Linked DNA regions of Homo sapiens: region 1 is linked to region 2. Evidence: read pairs that join two places in POLR2A ChIA-PET (ENCODE). Cell type or tissue: PC-9. All regions are shown on one strand. Each heading gives the region's core, and the rest is flanking DNA. Links, peaks and the distances in the headings are about the cores only. Region 1 has its middle 24 kb from the start of RBFOX2. Region 2 has its middle 14 kb from the start of HMOX1.

Region 1 (2,908 bases), core at 240-2,739, 690 kb after region 2:
CCCAGCACTTTTTGAGGCCAAGGCAGGCAGATCACCTGAGGTCAGGAGTAGAAGACCAGCCTGGCCAACATTGTGAAACCTCGTCTCTATTAAACATACAAAAATTAGTGGGCATGATGGTGGGTGCCTATAATCCCAGCTACTCGGGAGGCTGAGGCACGAGAATCGTGTAAATCCGGGAGGCGGAGATTGCAGTGAGCCGAGATCGTGCCGTTGCACTCCAGCCTGGGCAACAAGAGCGAAACTCCGTTTCAAACAAACAAACAAACAAACAAAAAATACAAAAATTATCCAGGTGTGGTGGTGGGTGCCTGTAGTCCCAGCTACTTGGGAGGCTGAGGCAGGAGAGTTGCATGAACCTGTGAGGCAGAGGTTGCAGTGAGCCAAGATCATGCCACTGCACTCCAGCCTGGGTGACAGAGCAAGACTGTCTCAAAAAAAAAAAGAAAAAATTTATTTATATTTTTGTAGAGAAAGGGTCTCACTATATTGCCCAGGCTGGTCTTGAACTCCTGGCCTCAAGTGATCCTCCAGTCTCAGCCTCCCAGAGTGCTGGGATTACAGGTGTGAGTCACTGAACCAGGGCTCTATTCTGATTTTTTAGTTAAACATTCCCTTGCACTCCTGTGCAGTTTTACTATCTATGTGTATCCATATCTTGTTTGGTTTTGGAAAACGAAGAAGCAAGCTCAAAACATGGTAAGTAAAAGGCAATATTGCTACTACTAGGTAAGGTTTCCTAGGAGAAAATGGGCCGAAAGTGTGGATCCACGGTCTGGCTCCAGCTGTCTGCAAGAGGGGCTTCCAGGGAAGTCCGTGGATATGGGGGCCTCTGAAAGAGCTGTAGGGTGAGCTGTGAACTGCAGTCTGGCAGAAAAACATTCAAGGAGAGGAGCCTGCTCCATTTTTTGGTTTGTTTGTTTGTTTCGCTTCTCCGCTCATTGGTCTATCTTCAGGTCTCTGGAGCGGGCCAAAGCTGAACACTAACACCAAGCTGAAACGCCTGCAGGGAGAATAGAAACTCTTCTAGCACCTGGTCAAGGCAAGTCAGCCCTAGACAACAGTTAAAACTCCACGTCTCTCAGCATTTTCTTCCTTGAACTCAAGCTAGGATCTTGGTGGTAACACCCAAACATGTCTGCCTATCTGCTGAGTCACAGGACTTCCTGGGGACTGGTTGGACTGGTTGCCCTCCCTCCACACTGTCTGGGGTATGACTGTCACTCTCTCATGTAGTAGACCTCTGGCTTACTGAACCCACATCTTCTCATTCCCTAATCTGTACTCTTTGTTTCAATGGAGCTTCTCCTCCTGTAGCTTGCCAAGAAAGCCTGCGTGGGAAAGTATTTTGAGATCTTAGATGTTTGGAAATTTTTATGTCTAAACATTTCAAATATTCATACCTGGTTAATACCTGCACTGATAATAGAATTTTACATTACAGATTACAGATCGTTTTCATTCCAACCTTTGACAGCATTGGGTCATCGTCTAGCCCTCAGTGTTGCTATGGGAATACTGAAGCTATTCTGATTCTGTGTTTCCCTCTCTGGAAGCTTATAGAATCTTCCTTTTTCCTCTCAGGATTCTGAAATTTCACAGCAACGTACCTTAACTTGGGTCTATTTTCATCCATCTTGCTCAGCACTTGTGAGGGTTCTTCAGTGTAGAAATATGCATTCTGCAAAATTTCTTGAGTTGATCATTAATGATTTCCTCCCCATTCTCTCTGTTCTCTTCTAGAACCCCTGTTATTCTGATGTTGGATCTCCCAGACTGGATTCCCTTCCTTTCTCTTCCCTTCCCTTCTCTTCTCTTCTCTTCCCTTCCCTTCCCTTCCCTTCTCCCTTCCCTTCCCCCTTGCCTTCCCTTCCCTTCCCTTCTCCCTTCCCCCTTCCCTTCCCTGCTTCTCCCTTCCCATCCCTTCTCCCTTCCCTTCCCATCTCTTCTCCCTTCTCCCTTCCCATCCCTTCTCCCTTCCCTTCTCCCTTCTCCCTTCCCATCCCTTCTCCCTTCCTTTCTCCCTTCCCTTCTCCCTTCCTTTCCCTTCCCATCCCTTCTGCCTTCCCTTCTCCCTTTTCCCTTCCTGTCCCTTCTCCCTTCCCTTCTCCCTTCCCTTCTCCTTTCCCTTCTCCCTTCCCTTCTCCCTTCCCCCTTCCCTCCTCCCTTCCCTTCTCCCTTCCCCCTTCCCTCCTCCCTTCCCTTCTCCCTTCCCTTCCCTTTCCTTCCCTTCCTTGACCTGCCCTTCCCTGCCCTTCCCTCCCCTCCACCTTTTATTTTCATTTATTTTCTTTTCTTTTCAGAGACAGGATCTCACTATGTTGCCCAGGCTAGTCTTGAACTCCTCCACTCAAGTCATCCTCCCACCTTGGCCTCCCAAGGTGTTGGGATTATAGGTGTGAGCCACCGCACCTGCCTTCTTTCCTATTTTCAGTCTCTTTGTCTTTGTTGCTCTAATTTCTCTTCTTTCTTTTGTTTTTTTGCTCTGTCACCCAGGCTGGAGTGCAGTGGTGAGATCATCTCCCTGCAGCCCCGAACTCCCGGGCTCAAGCGATCCTCCTATCTCAGTTTCCCAAGTAGCCAGGACTGCAGGTACATGCCACCATGCTTGGCTAACTTAAAATTATTATTATTTTTTTAGAGACAGGGCTTTTTTTTTTTCTGTTTTGTTTGTTTTTGGTTTTTGTTTGTTTGTTTTTTGACACGGAGTCTCGCTCTGTCACCCAGGCTGGAGTGCAGTGGCGTGATCTCAGCTCACTGCAAGCTCCACCTCCCAGGTTCACGCCATTCTCCTGCCTCAGCCTCCCTAGTAGCTGGGACTACAGGCGCCCGCCACCATGCCTGGCTAGTTTTTTTGTATTTTTAGTAGAGACGCGGTTTCACCATGTTAGCCAGGATGGTCTCTATC
Region 2 (2,908 bases), core at 247-2,746:
ATTGTGTGATCTTCTTAATGTGCAAATAATAAGATAGATTGATGTCCTTGCTCTTAGGAGCGAAGTGTCATGATGTCCACAACCTACTCTCAAATGGCTCTGAAAAAATTAATACATAAACGTGAAAGTGAGAGGCTGGGCGTGGTGGCTCATGCCTGTCATCCCAGGACTCTGGGAGGCTAAGGTGGGTGGATCACTCGAGGCCAGGGGTTTGAGACCAGCCTGGCCAACATGGTGAAACCTTGTCTCTACTAAAAATTCCGAAATTAGCTGGGTGTGATGGCGGGCACCTGTAATCTCAGCTATGTGGGAGGTTGAGGAGGGAGAATCACTTGAACCCAGGAGGCGGAGATTGCAGTGAGCCGAGATCGTGCCACTGCACTCCAGCCTGGGTGACAGAGTGAGACCCTGTCTCAAAAAAAAAAAAAGCAATTTCACTTCTGGGTATACATCCAAAAGAATCGAAAACAGGAACATGAACAGATATTTGTGAACCCATATGCATAGCAACGTTATTTACAATGACCAAAAGGTAAAAGCAACCCGTGTCCATTGATGGATGAAAGGATAAACAAAATGTGTTGTGTGTATACAAATGAATACACACACACATACACACATGGAAACATTATTCAGCCTTACAAATTAAGGAAATTCTAACACATGCTACAAAAAAGAAAAAAAAAGAGAGAAAGAGAAAAACCAAATAGCAAACTGCTGACCATGGGCAATGTGGGTGGAGGGTGTACTGGTGTGTTCATGGTTCTATTCTTTTTTTTTTTTTTTTTTTTTGAGACGGAGTCTTGCTCTGTCGTCCAGGCTGGAGTGCAGTGGCGTGATCTCTGCTCACTGCAAGCTCCGCCTCCTGGGTTCATGCCATTCTCCTGCCTCAGCCTCCTGAGTAGCTGGGACTACAGGCGCCCGCCAACACGCCCGGCTAAATTTTTTTTTTTTTTTTTTTTTTTTTTTTGAGCCAGAGTCTCGCTCTGTCACCCAGGCTGGAGTGCAGTGGCGCAATCTTGGCTCACTGCAAGCTCTGCCTCCCGGGTTCACGCCATTCTCCTGCCTCAGCCTCCTGAGTAGCTGGGGCTACAGGTGCCCACCACCACACCTGGCTAATTTTTTGTATTTTTAGTAGAGACGGGGTTTCACCGTGTTAGCCAGGATGGTCTCCATCTCCTGACCTCGTGATCCGCCCGCCTCGGCCTCCCAAAGTGCTGGGATTACAGGCGTGAGCCACCGCGCCCGGCCTCATGGTGCTATTCTTTTCAGCTCATTGGTATGTCTGAAATTTTTTCAAAATAAAAAGGGAGAAAGAGAGAAGAGAGGAAAGAAGAGTTGGAATGAGCCCCTCTATTCAAAGCCAATCCCAGTCTTAGAGTCTGGGACCCTGTGCTAGTTGGCTTGGGCCGCCGTAACACAGTACCACAGACTAGGGGCTTGGATAATGGAAATTTATTTCTCACACTTTTGGAGACTGGAAGTCCGAGATCAAGGTGTTAGCAGGGTTGGTAATGAGAGCAAAGATCACCTGGTGGCCATCAAACAAACCATCCAGAGGCAGAACTCCTTATCTGAGGAATGGAGAAGTAATTAGACTTTCCTGTTATCTGAAGCCAGCCATCTGGTGCCAGGCTTCTTTCTTAAAAATGTATAAGTAATTAGAATTTCTCTACATCTCTGGAATGCATGCATATAGAAACTCATCATGCAACCCTTGCTGACATCAAGGCACTGAAATGTTTACAAATGTAATCATGTACCGTGACCTACGCGGCTAACATGGTCCAAATTACCCTTAAGTTCCCGCTTTAAGGTCCATAAATGGCTCTAAGGAAAATCTACCCTGGCACGCCCAGTCCTCTCGCTGAAGCGCCCCGCTGAACTCTGCTGCAGCGTTCTTTCTGTCTAATACAACTTCCCTTTTCAAACCTATACTGTTGTTGGTAAATTCCCCTTACTACCCATGAGCCAACCATTCTCTGCTGCCAGCACTCTAACACCTTGCCAAGCAGTTGGTTTCTTTAGAAGCCTCCCTCCCCAGCCTGCAGATGGCCACCTTCTCCCTGTGACCTCACAAGGCCTCCCTTCTGTACCTGTCTGTGTCCTAATCTTTTCTTATAAGAACACCAGTCATATTGGATTAGGGTTCACCCTAACAGCCCCATTTTAATTTAATTATCTCTTTAAAGGCCCTAATACGGGCGGGGTGTGGTGGTTCATGCCTGTAATCCCAACACTTTGGGAGGTCGAGGTGGGTAGATCACCTGAGGTCAGGAGTTTGAGACCAGCCTGGCCAACATGGTGAAACCCAGTCTTTCCTAAAAATACAAAAATCAGCGAGGCATGGTGGCGGGCGCCCGTAATCCCAGCTACTCGGGAGGTTGAGGCAGGAGAATCACTTGATACTCGGCGGCGGTTGCAGTGAGCCGAGATCACACCACTGCACTCCAGCCTGGGTGACAGAGCGAGACTCCATCTCAAAAAAGAATAAAATTAATAAATAAATGCCCTAATACAATCTCCAAATAGTCTGAGTTACTCCAGGTTAGGGTTTCAACATATGAATTTGAGGGGATTCAGTTATTCCCATAACAGCCTCTAAAGCCACCTTGAGCTTCATCCCTCCCCCATATTCCACAGGGGCACAGAGAGGGCTTTCCCAGCCAATTCCATTTCTCTTTCCTGCACAGGTCTGAGGCTGAGCTCTGGGCAGAAGGACCCTGCTACAGGCATCGGCTGGGAGGGAGAGAAAGGGAGAACCTGCCCTCAACCTTCTCCTCATCCATTCCTAGCCAACTCCCCCGACCACGCCCAGCTGCCCAGGGGCCCCGTCCTGCCAGCTCTCCTGCAAGGAGGCTTCTCCCTGCCCTGGTCTCCAAGGAACAGGCTTCTTCCTGGAGCCCAG

Evidence for each region. Peaks named below come from ENCODE experiments on the same cell type or tissue, not always from the same donor. Only the 100,000 strongest peaks of a DNase experiment are listed, where the experiment ranks them.
Region 1: POLR2A ChIA-PET joins it to region 2 with 25 read pairs; 5 of 35 experiments call an interaction of 5 or more read pairs at or near these places.

What each region holds. Positions count from the first base shown.
Region 1 is chr22:36,051,622-36,054,529 of GRCh38, forward strand. No RefSeq gene overlaps it. Among named protein-coding and RNA genes, the nearest start is that of RBFOX2, 24 kb to the left of the region's middle. RefSeq lists an enhancer at 405-1,604. In PC-9, for the core only: a CTCF peak has its summit at 854; a DNase peak (open chromatin) is centred at 1,180; H3K4me3 peaks cover 1,347 bases; H3K27ac peaks cover 2,500 bases.
Region 2 is chr22:35,365,716-35,368,623 of GRCh38, forward strand. No RefSeq gene overlaps it. Among named protein-coding and RNA genes, the nearest start is that of HMOX1, 14 kb to the right of the region's middle. In PC-9, for the core only: no CTCF peak of the experiment used is centred there; no DNase peak of the experiment used is centred there; H3K27ac peaks cover 536 bases.